Linked DNA regions of Homo sapiens: region 2 is linked to region 1. The links are chromatin loops, found by intact Hi-C in ENCODE. Cell type or tissue: CD4-positive, alpha-beta T cell. All regions are shown on one strand. Links, peaks and the distances in the headings refer to the core of each region. The heading gives the core; the rest is flanking DNA.

Evidence for each region. Peaks named below come from ENCODE experiments on the same cell type or tissue, not always from the same donor. Only the 100,000 strongest peaks of a DNase experiment are listed, where the experiment ranks them.
Region 2: a loop joins it to region 1, with 3 times the contacts of the local background. A loop is called at or near these places in 17 of 110 quality-filtered maps.

The regions. Positions count from the first base shown.
Region 1 is chr4:88,534,157-88,545,528 of GRCh38, forward strand. It overlaps a transcript of HERC3 not described here. Among named protein-coding and RNA genes, the nearest start is that of PIGY-DT, 16 kb to the left of the region's middle. In CD4-positive, alpha-beta T cell, for the core only: CTCF peaks have their summits at 5,509 (motif pointing right) and 5,709; a DNase peak (open chromatin) is centred at 5,485.
Region 2 is chr4:88,787,720-88,798,672 of GRCh38, forward strand. It overlaps FAM13A (family with sequence similarity 13 member A), which reads right to left. Exons shown (of 24, transcript NM_014883.4): 9 at 2,867-2,908; 10 at 34-213. Among named protein-coding and RNA genes, the nearest start is that of FAM13A-AS1, 83 kb to the left of the region's middle. In CD4-positive, alpha-beta T cell, for the core only: no CTCF peak of the experiment used is centred there; a DNase peak (open chromatin) is centred at 4,952.

The DNA of each region.
Region 1 (11,372 bases), core at 2,027-10,026:
TTAACAGCTTCCGGATGCTGCTGCTGAATCGCAGACCACACTTTTAGTAGCAAGACTCCAGAACACTGGTTTTTCAACTGGAATGATTTTGAACCCCAGGAATATTTGGCAATGTGTGGATGTATTTTTGATGGTTACAACTGGGGTGGTGCTCCTGGGCAGAGGCCAGGGATGCCACCAAGCATCTTACCATGCACAGGACAGCCCCTCACGACAAAGAATTAACTGGCCCAAAATGTCAACAGTGACCAGGCTGAGGAATCCTGCTCTAGAATGATTTTAAACACTATAATTACCCAGTGGCATCTTCTATTAGTCTAACAGTTTTGTTTTTTTTTTCCTAGAAAAAAACTTTCCAGTCCTCTTCCCTCTACTTAGTCAGTTCCTGTGACTAAAAGGATCTCATACTGCAAGGCTTTTTTTCCCCAAACGTCTACCATTTCCTTTTCCAATTTATTAAATGAAAGTTATGAATGGAATTTTTCATGGCATTAACATGATTTTAAAAGCCTCATGCTCTCAGAAAAAAATAAAAAATTAAGACAGCAAGTTTACAGCTTTGAAATGTGTGATTCTATATGGCTTTTTTATTATCCAGGTTTAAGCTAGTGCATTATGGTACCTTTGAAAACAACTGAAGTAATTCTCAAAATAATAATCAATAGGTGTTTTACTTTGTGTGTGTTTTCAATGACTGTTCAGGTTGTAGCCATCAAATAGTCCATAGTGTAAAAGGAAATGAACCTCCAAAAGAAGTATTTTTTTGTATTCAGATGAAGAAGATGGGGATATTGTAAAAGCTCTTTTATTACAGAAAGCTGTGTTTTCCATAGTTGAAGAGAGTCAGGAATTTGACAACTTTAACTTGATTTGACTCTCCAGTGATGTAGCTAACACAAGAGTTATTGCATATGAAAAAAATAGATAATTTTTACCAGAATCATGGCTAGATGAAAGTAAATTGAGTCCTGAGTATTTTTATTGAAACTATGGTCACAATTCCAAGTTTTTGAAAGTCTGCTTTTCCTAGTTTTCTAAGCCTGTCAGGCATCTTTGACTGACTCAGAGACCAACCTTGAACTTACACCTGGCCTGCCAGCACCTAGGGCACTGCCCTGGGATTCCCACTCTGCCCTGCTTTCTTCTTGATTTCATTGCAATGGAAAATACGACTAAATATTTCAGTAGTTTGAGTTTGGTCTAGTCATTAGGGACATTTTATTTTAATGTAAAGATCTTACTGAAAAGTACTTTAGTCACCAACTTAGAGAATTCATAAACTGAAAAATGTTATATAAGGTGACTAAATCAGAATGATCTTCTTAAATTTACTATCCACTCACCTACACTTCCCCAGAAAACTCTCCTTGTTCTGTATTGAACTTAGTAAATGATACCACCATCTTCTGAGTCACCTGGGCTGAGGTCTGAAGTCATGATGGACTTCATCTTTTCACCTCCCACATCCAATCACATGATGAAGGGCATCCCAAGGCAGGAGGACAGGAGCAAGTGTGTCAGCTCAGGTCTCTCTTCCTCTGCTTATAAAGCCACCAGTCCCATCATGGGGGTCCCACACGAATGACCTCATCTAATCCCAATTACCTCTCAAAGGCCCCACCTCCAACCAACAGATGAATTTGGCACTTAAGTTTCCAATACAAGACATTTGGAGGACATATTCAAACCACAGCACTCCTGAAATCTCTTACAGAAATATTACAGAGTAGAAATAATGCAAATGTTTCTTATGTCATAATGTAAGATAGAAAGATGGGAGTGCATCCAATTCTTGGTTCCATTTCCTTATTACAATAAACACAAATCATCTCATGGGGCTAGGATGACCTACCTCAATGCACCTTGCTTTGCATGTAATAGTTTAACAAATTAGTTATTCACTGATGCACTCAAGTGGCCAAAAGCTCCCAGATGATTTCCCTAGGTTTGTGCAAAAGCTTCTGGCATAGTGGCTTATGAGGCCCTCCAGCAACTGGCCCCAGACTGTCTCCAGCATATTCTCTCACTGTGGCCACTTCTCATCTTGAATTCAGCCATTCTGAACTATTTGTTGTCCCCATAATAGCCTGTTTCATAGCTCCATGTCTTTTGTTCATGCCATTTCTTCTGCCCAGAATATCTTTACTCCATTGTCCCTCTAAACCACTACTCAGCTTTTAAGACCCAATTCAAACACAGACACTTTTATGAAGATTTTTCTAACTCCTTCCTTCTCCCTGCTTCCTGGGAATTGACCATCAATCCCTTGTATACAACAGTAAACTACCCTACCCCGACACATACTCACTCACTCACTCACTCTTATTATAACATTTATTACTTCTTTACAAGTATTCTTTTATATGTCTGTCTCCTGTACTAATCTAGAAGATCCTTTAGGTCACATACCATGTGTATTTTATTTCTTTATCCCTAAATCTAGCACAGTGGCTGGCACATAGTATATGTTTAATAAACACTTGTAAAATGAATGTAATATGTCTAGTACCAAATGTTGTTCCTCTTAACTTGCCAATAGAAAAAAATATTACACAGTTACAGAATCTGCTTGTAATTTAGCTACCTGTGAAAAGAAAAGCACAATGAATTTTTTTTCAATTTAGAGAAATTCAAAACATATAAACTCTTTCCCAATCTGATTATAATTTTGAGTAATATGTTAGGGTGGAGGTGCTAGAAGGAGTACTCTATCAGAGCTGTCTTCTAAATTATTTTCTGCCTGGGATTATATATTTTTAAAACACACACTAAAGTTATAAAAATACGACCAAGAATTCTTATATACTTTCACCTGGATTTCTTAAATTAACAGATTTCTGTAGCTAGATTTTAAAAAACTGACAGCAACTTGCAGACATGAGGTTCATTTACACTTTAACACTTCAAAACAAAATGAAAACCAAAACAAAATATATTCTCTTACATCACCACAGGACAATTATCAAAATCAGAAAATTAATATTTATACAATATTACTGTATAATTTATGAATTTAAATTTCACCATTTGTTCCCTTAATGTATTTTTATAGCAAAAGGAAAAGGATTTCTGGTCCAAGATCCAATCCAGGATGAGACATGACTTTTAGTCATCACGTCTCATTCATCTCTTGTAATCTGAAACAGTTCATTGGTCTTTTTTTGTCTTTCATGACCTTGATGTTTTGAGGCATTATGGGAAGTTTACTTGCAGCAAGTCTATTCCTCAATTTGGATGTGTCTGATATTTCTTCATGATTAGATTCAGGTAATATATATTTTTAAGTTACACATTTTTTGCCAGGATACCACAGAAGTAACACTGTGTCATTTTTAGTGCATCCTACCAAGAATTATTACTGGTTATGCTAACTCTGATCATTTGATTAAAGTGGTCCGTTTAAGTTGTCACTACTGTAAATTACTGTTTTCCTCTATGTAATCAATAAGTAGCATACAGGGATGAGGTTATATTGAAGGCTAAACAAAAGAGAGACCAAGTGTTCCTCTGTGTTCTAAATAGAAATTGTTTAGCTGTGTTATTTGGCCTTCTTAGAGATTACATATAAAAATCAAAAGACTTTAAAATGGTGATCTTCTGACATTTTTAGTGCTTTAGCTGCAAAATTATTTATAAAAACAAGATGTAGCTCTGAAATCCATAGCACTGAATATTAAAGCCTTAAGTAAATGGGAGATCTGCATTTAGCAGCCCCTCAGGGATGAAGCTCGAATAGCAGCAGAACTGTTGTTTCTGTGACACTGTGCATTTGGCTCACAGCTAGATCACTTGTCAAAAACCTTCTGACAGGAAGATAATGTCCTATGTTATTAGCCATACTTTACAATCAAAAATAGGTTTATGTTGGTGTTAAATCTGTGAGTCCTTACTCTCAGCCTCTTTGTTTGACCCACATATTCTTTAAGGGAGAACTATATTGAAATGGTACAGGTGAATCAATGGATATTTACTTGTTTTCTGGAGTTAGAAATCTAACACAATAAATGGGAGGTTCTTAAACTATTCTTTCAAATGGTTTTGCATCGCAGTAAAGGAACCATGCAGTTTGGAGTACAACATTTCCTTCTCTCACTAGATTCAGTTGCTAAAGACCTCTTTCACACTGCAATGCTCTTTGAGATGACACTGTACACCATGGAGTATCGTGGCAATAGCTGCCTATTAGTTTGCTAGGCCTGCTATAACAAAGTACCACAGACTGGATGGCTTGAACAACAGAATTTGTTTTCTGACAATTCTTGAGGCTAGGTATCAACGTGTTGGCAGGTTTGGTTTCTTCTAAGCCTCTCTCCTTGGCTTATAGATGGCTGTCTCTCTGTTGACTTCACATGGTCATCTCTCTGTACATGTCTGTGTCCCAATTTCCTCTTTTTTTTTTTTTTTTTTGACGAAGTCTCGCTCTGTCACCCAGGCTGGAGTGCAGTGGTGCGATCTCCGCTCACTGCAAGCTCTGCCTCCTGGGTTCACGCTATTCTCCTGCCTCAGCCTCCCGAGTAGCTGGGACTACAGGTGCACGCCACCATGCCTAGCTAATTTTTTGTATTTTTAGTAGAGATGGGGTTTCACCGTGTTAGCCAGGATGGTCTTGATCTCCTGACCTCGTGATCTGCCCGCCTCGGCCTCCCAAAGTGCTGGGATTACAGGCGTGAGCCACCATGCCCGGCCCAATTTCCTCTTTTTATAAGACATCTGTCATATTGAATCAGGATCCACCCACCATAACCTCATTTTACTGTCATTTCATACCTCTTTAAAAGTCCTATCTCCACTTGCTTCCAAGATGGCCAAATAGGAACAGATCCAGTCTGCAACTCCCAGTGTGATTGATGCAGAAGACAGGTGATTTCTGCATTTCCAACTGAGATACCTGGTTCATCTCATTGGGACTGGTTGGGCAGTGGGTGCAACACACAGAGGGCGAGCCAAAGCAGTGTGGGGCATCGCCTCACCTGGGAAGCGCAAGGTGTCAGGGGATTTCCCTTTCCTAGCCAAGGGAAGCCATGACAGACTGTACCTGGAAAAACAGTACACTCTCGCCCAAATACTGTGCTTTTCCCATGGTCTTAGCAACCGGCAGACCAGGAGATTCCCTCCCGTGCCTGGCTCTGCGGGTCCCATGCCCACAGAGCCTTGCTCACTGCTAGCACAGCAGTCTGAAATCAACCTGCGAGGCTGCAGCCTCGGGGGGAGAGGGGCATCCACTATTGCTGAGGCTTGAGTAGGTAAACAAAGCAGCCAGGAAGCTTGAACTGGGCAGAGCCCACTGCAGCTCAGCAAGGCCTACCACCTCTATAGACTCCACCTCTGTGGGCAGGGCATAGCTGAACAAAAGGCAGCAGACAAGTTCTGCAGACTTAAACGTCCCTGTCTGACAGCTCTGAAGAGAGCAGTGGCACGGCGTTTGAGCTCTGAGAATGGACAGACTGCCTCCTCAAGTGGGTCCCTGACTCTTGTGTTGCCTGACTGGGAGACACCTCCCAGTAGGGGGCGACAGACACCTCATACAGGCAGGTGACCCTCTGGGACGAAGCTTCCAGAGGAAGGATCAGGCAGCAATATTTGCTGTTCTGCAATATTTCCTGTTCTGCAGCTTCCGCTGGTGATACCCAGGAAAACAGGGTCTGGAGTGAACCTCCAGCAAACTCCAACAGAACTATAGCTGAGGGCCCTGACTGTTAGAAGGAAAAACTAACAAACAGAAAGGAATAGCATCAACATCAACAAAAAGGACATCCACACCAAAACTCTATCTGTAGGTCACCAACAACAAAGACCAAAGGTAGATAAAACCACAAAAATGGGGAGAAACCAGAGCAGAAAAGCTGAAAATTCTAAAAACCAGAGCACCTCTTCTCCTCCAAAGGATCGCAGCTTCTTGCCAGCAACAGAACAAAACTGGACAGAGAATGACTTTGATGAGTTGACAGAAGTAGGCTTCAGAAGATTGGTAATAACAAACTTCTCTGAGCTAAAAGAGCATGTTCTAACCCATCACAAGGAGGTTAAAAATCTTGAAAAAAGGTTAGACGAATGGCTAACTAGAATAAACAGTGTAGTGTAGAGAAGACCTTAAATGACCTGATGGAGCTGAAAACCACAGTGCGAGAACTTCGTGACACACACAACAAGCTTCAATAGCCAATTTGATCAAGTGGAAGAAAAGATATCAGTGATTGAAGATCAAATTAATGAAATAAAGTGAGAAGACAAGTTTAGAGAAAAAAAGTAGAAAGAAATGAACAAAGCATCCGAGAAATATGGGACTATGTGAAAAGACCAAATCTACGTTTGACTGGTGTACCTGAAAGTGACAGGGAGAATGGAACCAAGTTAGAAAACACTCTTCAGGATATTATCAAGGAGAACTTCCCTCACCTAGGAAGGCAGGCCAGCATTCAAATTCAGAAAATACAGAGAACACCACAAAGATACTCCTTGAGAAGAGCAACCCCAAGACACATAATTGTCAGATTCACCAAGGTTGAAATGAAGGAAAAAATGTTAAGGGCAGCCAGAGAGAAAGGTCGGGTTACCCACAAGGGAAGCCCATCAGACTAACAGCAGATCTCTCGGCAGAAACTCTATAAGCCAGAAGAGAGTGGGAGCCAATATTCAACATTCTTAAAAAAATTTTCAATCCAGAATTTCATATCCAGCCAAACTAAGCTTCATAAGTGAAGGAGAAATAAAATACTTTATAGACAAGAAAAAGGCTGAGAGATTTTGTCCCCACCAGGCCTGCCTTACAAGAGCTCCTGAAGGAAGCACTAAATATCGAAAGGAACAACCAGTACCAGCCACTGCAAAAACATGCCAAATTGTAAAGACCATCAATACTAGGAAGAAACTGCATCAATTAATGAGCAAAATAACCAGCTAACATCATAATGACAGGATCAAATTCACACATAACAATATTAACCTTAAATGTAAATGGGCTAAATGCCCCAATTAAGATACAGACTGGCAAATTGGATAAACAGTCAATACCCATCAGTGTGCTGTATTCAGGAGACCTATCTCACGTGCAGAGACACACATAGGCTCAAAATAATGGGATGGAGGAAGATCTATCAACCAAATGGAAAGCAAAAAAAAAGCAGAGGTTGCAACCCTAGTCTCGGATAAAAGAGACTTTAAACCAACAAAGATCAAAAGAGACAAATAAGGCCATTACAAAATGGTATAGGGATCAATTCAACAAGAAGAGCTAACTATCCTAAATATATATGTACCTAATACAGGAGCACCCAGATTCATAAAGCAAGTCCTTAGAGACCTACAAAGAGACTTAGACTCCCACACAATAACAATGGGAGACTTTAACACCCCACTGTCAATATTAGACAGATCAGCAAGACAGAAGGTTAACAAGGATATTCAGGACTTGAACTCAGCTCTGCAACAAGCAGGCCTAATAGACATCTACAGAACTCTCCACAGTTCTGAAGTCAACAGAATATACATTCTTCTCAGCACCACATCGCACTTATTCTAAAATTGACCACATAATTGGAAGTAAAACACTCCTCAGCAAAAGTAAAAGAACAGAAATCACAACAAACTGTCTCTCAGACCACAGTGAAATCAAATTAGAACTCAGGATTAAGAAACTCACTTAAAACCGCACAACTACATGGAAACTGAACAACCTGCTCCTGAATGACTACTGGGTAAATAACAAAATGAAGGCAGAAATAAAGATGTTCTTTGAAACCAATGAGAACAAAGACACAACATACCAGAATCTCTGGGACACATTTAAAGCAGTGTGTGGAGGGAAATTTATACCACTAAGTGCCCACAGGAGAAAGCAGGAAAGATCTAAAATTGACACCCTAATATCACAATTAAAAGAACTAGAGAAGCAAGAGCAAACACATTCAAAAGCTAGCAGAAGGCAAGAAATAACTAAGATTGGAGCAGAACTGAAGGAGATAGAGACACAAAAAACCCTTCAAAAAATCAATCCAGGAGCTAGTTTTTTGGAAAAATCAGCAAAATAGATAGACATTAGCAAGATTAATAAAGAATAAAAGAGAGAAGAATCAAATAGATGCAATAAAAAATGATAAAGGGGATATCACCACCAATCCCACAGAAATACAAACTACCATCAGATAATACTATAAACACCTCTACACAAATAAACTAGAAAATCTACGAGAAATGGATACATTCCTGGACACATACACCCTCCCAAGACTAAACCAGGAAGAAGTTGAATCTCTGAATAGACCAATAACAGGTTCTGAAATTGAGGCAATAATTAATAACAACCAAAAAAAGTCCAGGACCAGATGGATTCACAGCCGAATTGTACCAGAGGTACAAAGAGGAGCTGGTACCATTCCTTCTGAAACTATTCCAATCAATAGAAACAAAGGGAATCCTCTGTAACTCATTTTATGAGGCCAGCATCATCCTGATACCAAAGCATGGCAGAGACACAACCAAAAAAGAGAATTTTACACCAATATTGCTGATGAACATCAATGTGAAAATCCTCAATAAAATACTGTGAAACCAAATCCAGCAGCACAGCAAAAAGCTTATCCACCATGATCAACTTGGCTTCATCCCTGGGATGCAAGGCTGGTTCAACACATGCCAATCAATAAACGTAATCCAGCACATAAACAGAACAAACGACAGAAACCACACAATTTTCTCTATAGTTGCAGAAAAGGCCTTTGACAAAATCCAACAGCCCTTCATGCTGAAAACTCTAGATAAACTAGGTATTGATGGGACGTATCTCAAAATAATAAGAGCTATTTATGACAAACCCACAGCCAATATCATACTGAATGGGCAAAAACTGGAGGCATTCCCTTTGAAAACTGTCACAAGACAAGGGTGCCCTCTCTCACCACTCCTATTCAACATAGTGTTGGAAGTTCTGGCCAGGGCAATTAGGCAAGAGAAAGAAATAAAGGGTATTCAATTAGGAAAAGAGAAAGTCAAATTGTCCCTGTTTGCAAATGACATGATTGTAAATTTAGAAGATCCCCTCATCTCAGCCCAAAATCTCCTTAAGCTGATAAGCAACTTCAGCAAAGTCTCAAGATACAAAATCAATGTGCAAATATCACAAGCATTCCTATACACCAAGAACAGACAGAGAGCCAAATCATGAGTGAACTCACATTCATAATTGCTACACAGAGAATAAAATACCTCGGAATCAAACTTACAAGGGATGTGAAGGACCTCTTCAAGGAGAACTACAAACCACTGCTCAACGAAATAAAAGAGGACACAAACGAATGGAAGAACATTCCTTGCTCATGGACAGGAAGAATCAATATCATGAAAATGGTCATACTGCCCATGGTAATTTATAGATTCAATGCCATCCCCATCAAGCTACCAATGACTTTCTTCACAGAATTGGAAAAAACTACTTTAAAGTTCATATGGAACCAAAAAAGAGCCTGCATTGCCAAGTCAATCCTAAGCCAAAAGAACAAAGCTGGAGGCATCACACTACCTGACTTCAAACTATACTACGAAACAGCATGGTACTGGCACCAAAACAGATATATAGACCAATGGAACAGAACAGGGGCCTCAGAAATAACACCACACATCTACAACCATCTGATCTTTGACAAACCTGACAAAAACAAGAAATGGGGGAAGGATTCCCTATTTAATAAATGGCGTTGGGAAAACTGGCTAGCCATATGCAGAAAGCTGAAACTGGATCCCTTCCTTACACCTTATACAAAAATTAACTCAAGATGGATTAAAGACTTAAATGTAAGATCTAAAACCATAAAAACCCTAGAAGAAAACCTAGGCAATACCATTCAGGACATAGGCATGGGCAAAGACTTCATGACTAAAACACCAAAAGCAATGGCAACAGAAGCCAAAATAGACAAATGGGATCTAATTAAACTAAAGAGCTTCTGCACAGCAAAAGTAACTCTCATCAGAGTGAACAGGCAACCTACAGAATGGGAGAAAATTTTTGCAGTCTATCCATCTGACAAAGGTCTAATATCCAGAATCTACAAGGAATGAAAACAAATTTACAAGAAAAAACCAAACAACCCCTTCAAAAAGTGGACGAAGAATATGAACAGACACTTCTCAAAAGAAGACATTTGTGCAGCCAATAAACATGAAAAAAAGCTCATAATCACTGGTCATTAGAGAAATGCAAATCAAAACCACAATGAGATATCATCTCACACCAGTTAGAATGGCTATTATTAAAAAGTCAGGAAACAACAGATGCTGGAGAGGATGTGGAGAAATAGGAACACTTTTACACTGTTGGTGGGAGAGTAAATTCATTCAACCATTGTGGAAGGCAGCATGGAGATTCCTCAAGGATCTAGAAGTAGAAATATCATTTGACCCAGCGATCCCATTACTGGGTATATACTCAAAGCATTATAAATCATGCTACTATAAAGACACGTGCACACGTATGTTTATTGCGGCACTATTCACAATAGCAAAGACTTGGAACCAACCCAATTGTCCATCAATGATAGACTGGATTAAGAAAATGTGGCACATATACACCATGGAATACTATGCAGCCATAAAAAGGATGAGTTCATGTCCTTTGCAGGGACATAGATGAAGCTGGAAACCATCATTCTCAGCTAACTATCACAGGGACATGTTCTCACTCATGTGTGAGAATTGAACAATGAGAACACGTGGACACAGGGCAGGGAGCATCACACACTGGGGCCTGTTGTGGGGTGGGATGCTGGGGGAGGGATAGCATTAGGAGAAATACCTAATGTAAATGACGAGTTGATGGGTGCAGCAAACCAACATGGCGCATGTATACCTATGTAACAAACCTGCATGTTGTGCACACGTACCCTAGAACTTAAAGTATAATAATAAAAAAATCCTGTCTCCAAACATTCACACTCTGAGGCACTGGGGGTTAGGACTTCAACATATGCATGGTAAGGGGGACACAGTCCTGTCCATATCACCACTCTTCCAGTCCTACTGGCTTGGTATAAAACGTTTCTCTTTCACATTACATGCCTGCATCAAAACATCTCATGTACCCCAGCCATAAATATATGCACCTACTCTGTGCCCACAGAAATTAAAAATAACATTTTTTTCTAAATAAAATAAAAAATTTTTGGTTATTCTACCAACTTTACAAGGACTTAAAGGGAGCTATCATACACTCCTCATGAGACTTTACAACACATATTTAAATTTGTGTAATTATTTAAAGGAAATCTTTCCTTTTGAGAATTCTTTTTTTTTTTTTTTTTTTTTAGATAGGGTCTTGCTCTGTCACCCACGCCAAAGTGCAGTGGCGCAGTCATGGCTTATTGCAGCCTCACCCTCTTGGA
Region 2 (10,953 bases), core at 1-8,000, 250 kb after region 1:
CTCAAGTAAGAGGAAGAATCAATGCCAACTCACTTGTCTCTCCCATGTCGAACTTCATCCTGCTCCTTGGACTGGCGGCGGCGCTGTCTGGCAGATGTGGCAGAAGATGCTGATAGTGTTCCAGATTCTGAGTCCTCTGAACTTTGACCTCCAGAGTTATTAACATCAAAAAGATGTTGTTCTACAGCTGATCGGATGGTTCTTTCTAAGAGTCTGGCAAAAAAGAATGCAGAGTCATTCAAGCAGTCAAGTTCATCAGTGATCACCTTAAAAAATCTGTGCCTACAGTTTTGGGAACATCTGTATTTCCAGTGGAAAGTCTTTAGAACTTCATAAGCAAAGAGAGATGATGAGGCATTAATCTAAAAAATATCTGCATTATGTGTTAAAACCAAAACTAAACGAAAACAATTCTGCCAATTTAACAACTTTCTCATCTTTGTGAAGCCAGTATTGCTGAAATGCTCATGGCAAGTCTAGCAACAATTATGAGGCATTCAGGAAACAGGGGTCAATCAATATAAGGAAGAATGAGGAAAGATTTTTTTTGCCCTCATAGAATAATAGTAGACCTATTCTTACAAAGGCAATTTCATACCAATTCTACAGAGGAAGAGAGAGTGATTTGCAAAGCAAACTGGCACAAATAATTTTATGATGCCTATTATCTATTTACAATCTAAGACAAAATTATATGAAAATAATGATATTTTGGGAAAAAACTCACCAGAACAATTAGAACTCACAACAGCATGGCATAATCTTTCCTAACCTCTATTCAATTAAATTGTGATGTTTATAATTAAAGCTGTATTCATGCAAACACCCCAGAACATATTACTGAAATTGGAAGGATAGATTTACTTTGTTCAACATGAGGAAAACACATAAGCACAAAGTGCTGAAAAGTGCATGGTAAGCTAGAAATGGAATCATTTTTAAAGCTGTAGAATCTTTCAAGGTGTGTATACCTTTTAGCACCACATTATTTCCAAATAAGCTGGTATGGAAAGCTCTTAACTCAGAGTCCTCAAACCTTGTTTTTCTTCGCTTGAAAAAGAACTATATATATATGTTCTAAATGCTCAGGCTGAGAAGTAGCATTTACTTAAATAAACTGTGTTTTGAGAACTTAACTAATTTCAGATTTTTCAAATGCAGTTTTATAATCGACTCATAGTTATTCAAATTTTATTAAAAATATTTTAAGATAATGAGGAAGTATAGTCAAATTAACTTGGGCATTAGAACTTTTATAGATAGAACTCCATGTCTCAAATGATTCAAGATTATTTAATCACAGTACAGAGGATTGTGAGTAAATTAATATGCACATAAGAGATGTACATAATATATAAATAACATATTCATGAGGATGCCATAAAATGCATTACATCAGAGGTGGCTTCCTACAACATACCAAACATCCAGATGAAACTGAAATATCTAAACAGAACAACCCTGCACTTTTTCCAAGCTATACAAGACCCATAAGGAAAGATTATTAGGAAATGAAAAAGGCAAGAACATGTCAGCCTTGGTGCAGTTCTTGAATATCTTTGAAACTGACAAAGCTAAAGGAGGTCAGTCCTGCCCTCTGATTGTTTTCTCTCCCAACAAGGAATTAAGAAAATGGAAATCCATCCTGTTAGATCCAAATTCATTTCAACTAGTGCTTCTTCTAATTCTTCTCTCTTCTCCCTATCACACCACATCTACCCCACCTCCTACACCTGATCCTTGCCAAGAGAAGATGCTCCAAAGAGGCCCACTCATGTCCCAGCAAGTAAGGAGAATAGGTAGGTGTAATGGAAACATATGTGAGCAAGGAGCTGTTCTGTCATTCAGTGACTATTTATTTAGTGCCTAATATATGCCAGGAACTTCTCTAGGCAGTAGGGAGATAGCAATGAACATGACAGACAAGTTCCTTGTATTTACAGAGCTTACATTCCCGTAGGGCAAGATAGATAATAAAGAAATAATGTAATTTCCAATAGTAATAAGTTCTCTAAAACATTGAGTAAAGTGGTGGCAAGTGAATATGGGTAGTTAGGAATAGAATCCTGGATAAGATGACACTTGAACGAGGAGTGAATGAGAAAAAAGTGCTGGCCAGGCTGAGGAACAGCCAATACAAAGGCTCTGAGGCAGCAATAAGGTTGGCCCTCCGTGGGAACAGTAGGTCATGTGGCTGAAGTGTAATGAGCAATATGGTCAGAGGCATTAGCAAGGACTGATAACTGGAGTTTAGGTTTAGTCTAAGTGTCAGTGGAAGACTTTGGAGGAAAAGGCATGTGATGACATAATTAAGAGAGTACCGCCACTGCCCTGTGGACCAGGGACTTGTTGCCATCACTAATTTGCTTTCTTTTCTGCATCCCTATTAGAGTGTAACATCCCTGAAGACAGGGCCCAAGGCGTCCTTGACATTACACATCTAACATGCGCCTGACGTGTTGCAGGCACTCAGTCAATGTAGGTTCAGTCAAATGAACTAAGTAGGGAGTAAAGACATGATTAATGGTTTAACCTTTAATTACATTATCCATTGCAAGATGCCTCCCAAAGTACATTAGACTACTTGCTAATATTAATTGATCCTGGCATTATTTTTAATGAAGTAAACAAAAAGCTCATATTTTCCAATGTTGGAGTTGTCTGTAGGAATACACATATAGAAGCTCAAATAAGAATACCTATGTAGTCCTCTCCTCCATATAGTTTAAAAGTCACTGGCTGCTTATTATCTGAATTTTCCAATACTGTACACCATTAGAGTTGCTTTTTTTTTCTGTTTAATAAGTGGGACAGGGCATTAAAAAAAAAAAACCCAAAGCCCAAAAACCCAACCCAAATAACTTACTCTCCGGTTGCAGACACATTGCTGACTTGGGGTACATGAGCACTGCAGAAAAGAAGCAAAGAGAAAGTCAGGTTAGATGAAAGATCAGAGATGATGAACCAAACATGTGAAGTGGATCGCAGGCTGAAAGAAATTAGCTCAGTCCCAAGTGATCCCCAAAACAATGTTTAACCATCCAATGAAAGATGCTCATTTTCACTTGTTTCTAGAAATGGAGATGGCCCTGCTTGCTTATAACAGTGGCTTTTTCTCCTTTTAAAAGTTGTCCAAGGCAGACAATTCTATAACTAAATTTGGAAAACCATCTCTTAGCTGTCAACCTATTGCCACAGCAGCCCTAGTTCAAGGTCTTTTCATTTTCCTAAAATGTTAATTGTGGCCATGTGCCTTCCTGCCACCTACTTCACCTATTTCTATCTTTTCCCAGCCCAAATCCATTCCCTTCCTTCTCCTCTTAGGCCAGGAAACAGAACATCTTTCTAAAACTCTGCTCTCAACAGGCAGAGGGCAGTGGGGACGACAGGGATAGAGAACAAGGAACCGATATTGTTTTCTATATGACTATTTCTAAACCATCTTTTCGAAGCCACATTTTCTTCCTAAGTTTCTCAGGATGGAAAGCATCTCAAGCTCTGTAATGTGTCAGCTTAACATCTAATTTACAATGTTTTTGTTGAGCACTTACAAATTTTCATGATTTTCCCATTTTTTTAAAGCCTGAATTCTTTTAAAAGTATTGAGAAGTGGTCAACACAAAGTAGAATGATAAAATTACAAAACACTATCAGGTTAGCATGCTTCAGAACTTTCCCCCTCATGCCTGCACTTATGTTCACATAACCACAATGAGTGTTGAGGCTGGCAGCTATTTTAATTGTATTAACACATTACATTCTCACAATCTGCCCTCTAGTGTTTAGTTGGCTTGTGAATCAAGATTTAAAAGTGCCTATCCTTTAAAAGAAGAGGTTAAATATTGAGCAGATTTGAGACAATCTTTAGTCGTGTCAAACTATAGTTCTACCTAATAGTCCTAATAGTTCTTTTCTTTCTTTGTAGAGACATTCAAAGAAAATCAAAGTTGTTAAGGACCAATATTGATAGTTGTCTTTCAATTACTCCAAACATTCTAATTTATACGATATAATTTTCAACATATGAATATGTTGCTTGGGAATCATCTGTCAGGTTTTTCTCCCATGTAAGTGTATATCTCATCTCTTTCAATGTAGAATCTCAAGGCCTCAAGGGACTGTACAATATTTCTCATTTTCTTTCATCACACTCCCTCCCACTACCACCACCATCATGTCTTCCATAGTACTCATTATCCCAGAGGTGATCAAAAAATGTTTACTCTTTCGCCCAAGATAATTTTCTTTAGCTAAAGCTGTAGCTCTTTGTTATGGCCACAGACAAACCCAGAAAAACCACGTAAAATCATGTGATTAGGTAAAAGGGAAGCTGATTCAAATTCGTATTAAATAATTAAGAAGATAAGTAAATAAATACAAACACCCTAAGACTTACTGAGTACTTACTATGTTCCAGACACTGTGCTAAGTACTTTTACATAGTTTTTTTTTCACTTATTATTTACAATAACCCTATGAAGAGGTACTACTCTTTTCCCTGTTTTCAGATGAAGAGGTTAGAAAGGTTAAATAACTTACCCACAGCCATAGAACCAAGAAATAAATGAGCTAGGATTTGAACCAAGAAAGGTTTTAGCTCAGAGTCTAAGCTCTTAATCACTCCACTAGCTTGTCTTTCAATCCATTACTCACTACAGTCATCTTTGGATATGGAGGCCTGGCCTTAGGTATTTTACTTTGCTTTTAATTACAACAATTTCTCCTCTGCCTCACAATGCCTGTTATTCATAGTGGTTCCCAGGCTACATAACCAACAATAAAACCCTTTCTGCTTTCTGTCTTTAACTGGAACAAGCAGTCCTTGCTTTTGCTACTTTGTGGCTTACCCTCTGTAAATTCAACAATATATAATTAACTCCTATACTCCACTTCTCAGTACAGTTACACAACCTTGGTTTTGAGAGCAGGGACCCATATGAGTAATGACTCGGGGAAAACCCAGAAGAGAGTAAAGAATGTGGATCTGCTAGATGCTAAAAAACATTCCAAAGACATGTCATTAGCCTGTTAGTCCTCTATGCCATCTCAGAATGAAGACATGTATTTCCTCTCCTCCTTTCCACATCCTTTTGAACTGTCTTCTTTTTGACTATTAAAGCAGATCCTGATGTTTTGATGTTCATTTTCCATGAAGGGAGGGTGAAGAAAGAAAGGCAAGAAAGAAAAAGACAAGGAAACAACAAACAAGATGAGGTTCTGAGATTTCTAACTCTTTAAATAAGTGCTTCTTCATTCTTAATGTGCATAGGAATCACCTTGGCACTTGTTAATACAGACTGTGATTCAGCAGGTCTAGGTCTTGGGAAGGGGAAGCTGAGACTGCATTTCTAATACATTCCTCAGTGATTCTAATACTGTTGGTTTGTGGAAGACACTGAGTGGCAGAGGCTCTTATCTTCGCAACTAAAATTCTTCAAAACTTCAATTACTTAAATATCCCAATAATGATTTTTAAATACTGTAATCTAAGTAATGAAGGTAGGATACGGAAAACTCATGTTAACCTCAGTGAATAAAAGTCAACACATCGAAATTTCTCCAACAGCTTAGAGAAAAATGACCTGAACCATCTAAATCAGTTGTAGAGCACATTTCTCAGAGTACAAAAGTAAACGAATAAATCAATAATAAAACCAAGTAATTAAATCATATTCATATTTTTGCTAGCATATTTATTTTAGGACAGTTTTAGAATAAAGTGTGATGTTTTTAATAGTCCTTTGGAATTTCTGGTATATTTAACTAGTCTATAATTTCAAGTTCTTTTAATAGAATTCCTATATAAAGCATTAGGAGAAGATATTTTCCACTGGTAATCAGAAAAGAAAGTTCTGGTCTTGGCTCTGCAGTTGATTAGACAAAATCACTGGCAGGTTGTTGGTTAGCTTGGCTGCATTGGGTTGGTTTCTTCACATAGAAAATGAAAGGTCTGGCTAGTGATCTCTGTAGTTTCTTTTACCTCTAAAAGAAACCTCAAAAAATTGTTCTATCTCAGGTTCAGGCTTACTGCCTAAAGTTTACATGATTACAAAAGGTTATGACTGCATATTTAGTTTTATGACATAGTATCAGATACATTTATGGTTTATTAGATTCCAAAATAACTTTGGTATTTAGTCAGGCATCCACCGCCATAGTTCCTGTGGGATGTACTTAACAATTCACCCTTAACAAAATTTTAAAGAATATTTAACAAAAGCAATAGAGATTTCTTCCATAACTAAGACACTGACAAAAAGGCAATAAGCATTTAAACAATAAGCAAATAAGCCAAAGTGAAAGATAAAGAAATTTCCTTCTTCATCTGTATGTAGCTTGCTTTTTACCCTCTTCGGAGAGCTAAGAATAATGAATTTTTTTTCAGCGTCTTTGACTGATTTGCTAAGAAAATTTCTTACTTATGCATTATAAACAGTTGGATATGGAAGCGTTCATTTCCTAATGTTGACAAAGCAAGTATTTAAAATGGAAAGAAAGATGCTCACTCATATGCAGATCCCAGTTCTATGGCCAAATTCAAACCTAAGCCTACTGTTAGTGATGATGCAACTGAATATTCTATTGGCATGGTCATTTAAAATAGATTCTAAGCCTACTTTGAAATATATTCTATGACATATTGAAATATCTTTAGTCTTTATTTTTACTAGCAAAACCCAAACTATATTTCCTTAAGCCAATTATGCTCAGCAATATTAGTCTGTAAAATTTGCATGTGATAAGATGCACAGATGCCTGTTGACAAGTGATTCTTTAATTAAATCTCTTGATTTGAAATAAAAAAGCATACATTTAAAAAGAGGTTTCAAATCTACAAAATGGAGACATCTTGAAAAGCATGTGTTCTCTTTTCTGTGCGTTGTCTTATTTCAGTATGTTCTCCTCTATGGCATATAAAATCCTGCCTGTAAAATATTACCGTTTTATTAGGAAACATGAGGTCTAACAAAATTATCAGTTTCTCTAGGATATAATATTTAAATTTACTCTTTTTTTAATTGAGCAAGGATTAAAAAGACAATTATGAGATGTTCGCTTAAATAAACCTAAGGATAAAGCTCATGTAACAATCATCAAAATAGCCTAAAATTCTTAATTTGTCAATTTAACAAAATATAGTATTTTTAGTATCATCTTAAAATACGATAAGTTGATATGCAGCATCAACATTATACATATATAACAATGCACATATTTGTTATGGTATAATGGCTTTCTAAATTAAATTTTGTTCATAATTTTAGTGCATTCTTCATAGTGTCATACATTAAAACAATTCAATCCTCAATATTTATTCCTTTTGTTTTAACCTCTAGCTATGATTATCATATGCAGAACTTTAGTGGAACATTTGTTGGTATTTAAACTCTGATAAAAGTTGCATCATCCTTTTGCATCATTACAGACATTTTGGGTAGCCTCAAATCTTGGTTTAAAATTGCATACTGTGCATAATATACTAGAATATAAATTGAAAACATACTACATGGATATAACTCAAAAAGAGGAAAATATTTATCCTCATACCTTCTCTAATTCATGTTTCCTATTCTTTTAAATAGCCTGATTTGAAGAAAAAATTACTCTTCACAGCTATATCTTAATGCTATATTAAATTTATTCTAACAAATCAAATATAACCCATCGAAATGTCAGAATACTCATCTTTTATACAGCTTCTTTTGACAATTATTGATGTTTTCAATTTTATATATTTAGTATGTTTTAGCATAAAAAGAAATGGAAAGTTTAGTTTTTACACTAAGGTCTATATTAACAAAATTATAAAATGTAATGGATAATTCACTTATATACTGTATCCCTTTTCCATTTTACAGAAAATTGAAGAGCAGAGAATTTAAGTATCTAAGTTTACACAGCTCCATTCTATCTATGTAGTCTGGCTTCAGGGTATGTCCTCGATACTCTGAACAATCTTTATTCTCAAATAATGCTGCTATTTACATAAATTGTTGGCTATACCTCTAGTTATTTCATTAGAATTAGGTTACTAAAAGTGCTTTTTTTGATTCAAATAGATGTTCTCCAAATTTATATAATGCAGAAAATTTTTATTTCATCTAGGTTTTCATGTTTATTAGTTTCAAATTGCATGATGTATTCTCTAATCTTTTAAAAAATTATTATAACCCTTACAGTAAACTTCAGTTATGATTATTAGTATCATCTCTCATTTTTCTCAAGCTTATCAAGAATTTTCTATCTTGTAATTTTCATTTTTAGTCTCAAAGAACCAGCTCCCGAATTCAAGTATCAGTTCTGCTCGTTTTCTGTTTTCTTTTATTATTAATGAATTATTTTAGGTTTCAAAGAGGTTGCTTTTTCTTCCTTTCTATAACTTCTTATTCTGAATGTGTGGCTGATTTATCTTCAATCTTGTGTTAGGTTACCTCTTAAAATAAGTTTAGACTTTATTCTATAAATTTTCATATATACTTTTTCTTTATTTTCTTAACAGTATGCACTTGAGATTCTTATTTACTCTTTGAGTTATCCCCTTCCTCCTGTCCCCTTACAAGAGTTTTCATTGGTTGATTGAAAGTTTTTGTCATTAATTACACTGTGGTCAGAAATTATTGGCTATCAAAATTTCTGCTCTTTAAGAACTTTTAAAGATAGCTGAATAATTTTTATAAAGTAGCAGAAATGCTTGATTGAGCTCTATATTATGCAAAATTTCACATATGTATATAGGTGCTCATTTATTTGAAATCTTATTAATTTTACAAAATTCTCAATGCTATCTATCCTGTAAATTTTGTTATGGACATATAGTTATATGTATAAGTCCTATATTTCAAATGTGTTTACTTGTTTACCCTTGATAATGTAAGAATTTAAATTTATATGATTTGATAATACCGTAGATATGTTTATCTTTTTATTATTGATCTTTCTGTGCCACTTTGTTTTAGGTATGACTCTTTTGCAAATGGTATAGTTCAACTAGGTTTTTTTTTTTTAGTAGTTTAGCTTTTCTCAAATAATTTAATCCACTTACATTTATTGTCCTAGCTGATTTGTTCTAGTATTGTTTTTGCTTTGTACTTTCTAATTTGGGAACTTGCTTTTCCTTTGGTTTCTGACATTGCTCTTATCTTTTGAAGGCATTCTGAATATAGGAATCCTATGCACAATTCTACTATGGTTGCTTCTCATGCCCATATTTCTCTCATTATTATTAAAAATATGGCAAAAAGTGCAATTACTTTCACGTCAACCTAATAAAATAAGAAAATAGACAAAAAAACCTCTTGACACCTGCTTCTATTTTCCTGTTTATGTAAGACAAGAAAATTATAGTTTCATTACTTTCTTTGCCTTTCCACCAATGCTTATAATCAGATCTCTAGGTCCTACTAATTTTTTTTTAAATTTATCTCTCAATTAGCTGGGCACACACTATACTTGTATTTTACAAATATGTTTCTTCATTCAAATTATAGTTTTCAGATTGGCTTTTCAATCTCTGACTTTCACATCTAACATTATTACTCTGATAGTTTTGTGGGTTTTTTTTTTTTTGAGACAGTGTCTTGCTCCGTCACCCAGGCTGGAGGGAGTACAGTGGCATCATCATAGCTCACTGAAATCTCAAACTCCTGGGCTCAAGCAATCCTCTTGCTTCGGCCTCACAAGAAACTGGTGTACATCAACACACCTGGGCAATTTATTTATTTTCTTACAGAGACAGAGTCTTGCTATGTTGCCCAGGTTGGTCTCAGACTCCTGGTTTCAAGAGATCCTCCCACTCTGGCCTCCGAAAGTGCTGGGATTACAGGAGAGAACTACTGTGTCCAGCCTGTCACGTAGTTTTTATCTTTATCCTGTTCCTTTTCATTCCAGAAGGGCGTCTCCAGTTTCTCTTTTATCATGTATTTGACTGATTTTTAATCATTTCTCTTCTTTACTGCCTTCAACATAGTTTTTAAAGTCTCTTCTAAAACATTTCTAGGGTTGTTTTTCCCTCCTCATTTCAGCTGTTCTTTCTGTATCCCCAGCCTTTCAATTCCAAGCCTACTCTGCTTTAATGGCTTCCTACTGTTTCAAAAAGGTTTATGTCCTTGAGGATTTTTTGAGAAGATTAACAATATTAGTTCTCAAGTTTTCATCTGAATTTTATAAAAATCAATTCTCTAGATTCTGCTTTTATGCTGAGTCATTGAGGCAGATCATCCTTTCCCCTAGTTTGTAATTTTTCTTCATAGGTCCCAAATAGTTTCTTTGTGTTTAGTGGTTCTTAAGGTGGAACAATCAATCTAGGCAGAACCAGTTCCAACAACCTGGGAAGGTAGATTGTTCTTAGTTTATATAATTGTCCACTTGGCTGTGAGCAGATGCCTCCTCCTGGATTTAGATTTGAAGAGCCAGTATCTGAATCTGCCCTAGAATAATCTATAATGCCTACTTAGGTGGACTTGCTTTTTGGTCCAATTTTATGATTATGCTGGAGAACTGGAAACAAATTTGTGGTTTGTTTTGGGGTAGTGTACACTTGAAAGCACATATGAAAATCCAATAATCTTCTTCCCTTTATCCCTTTCTCAAATGCTTTTGCTAGGTGACTGAGCATCCCAGGAGAAGAATCCCTTTCTTCCCCATTGTTCTGTACACTGAGTATTCTTGTCTGAATGGATATTGAAATAAAAAAGCTGATGAGGGCAGAGAGGTGAAAAACAATAAAAACACAACTCGGCTCTAGATGGTTCAGAAAATAAGTTTCTGCTCAGTTGAGGAAATGTCACTAGCTTTTCTGATTAGTGCAATAGACAGCAGAAGAGAGCCAAGTCAGTTTTTCCTCCCTTCCTTTTCTCTTTGTGGCTATCTGTATTGTTTAGTTGGCAGAACATGAAGTCTGCAAGGTAAAAATATGTTTCTCCGTCCACGCCATAGATGATGTGACTTTTGACA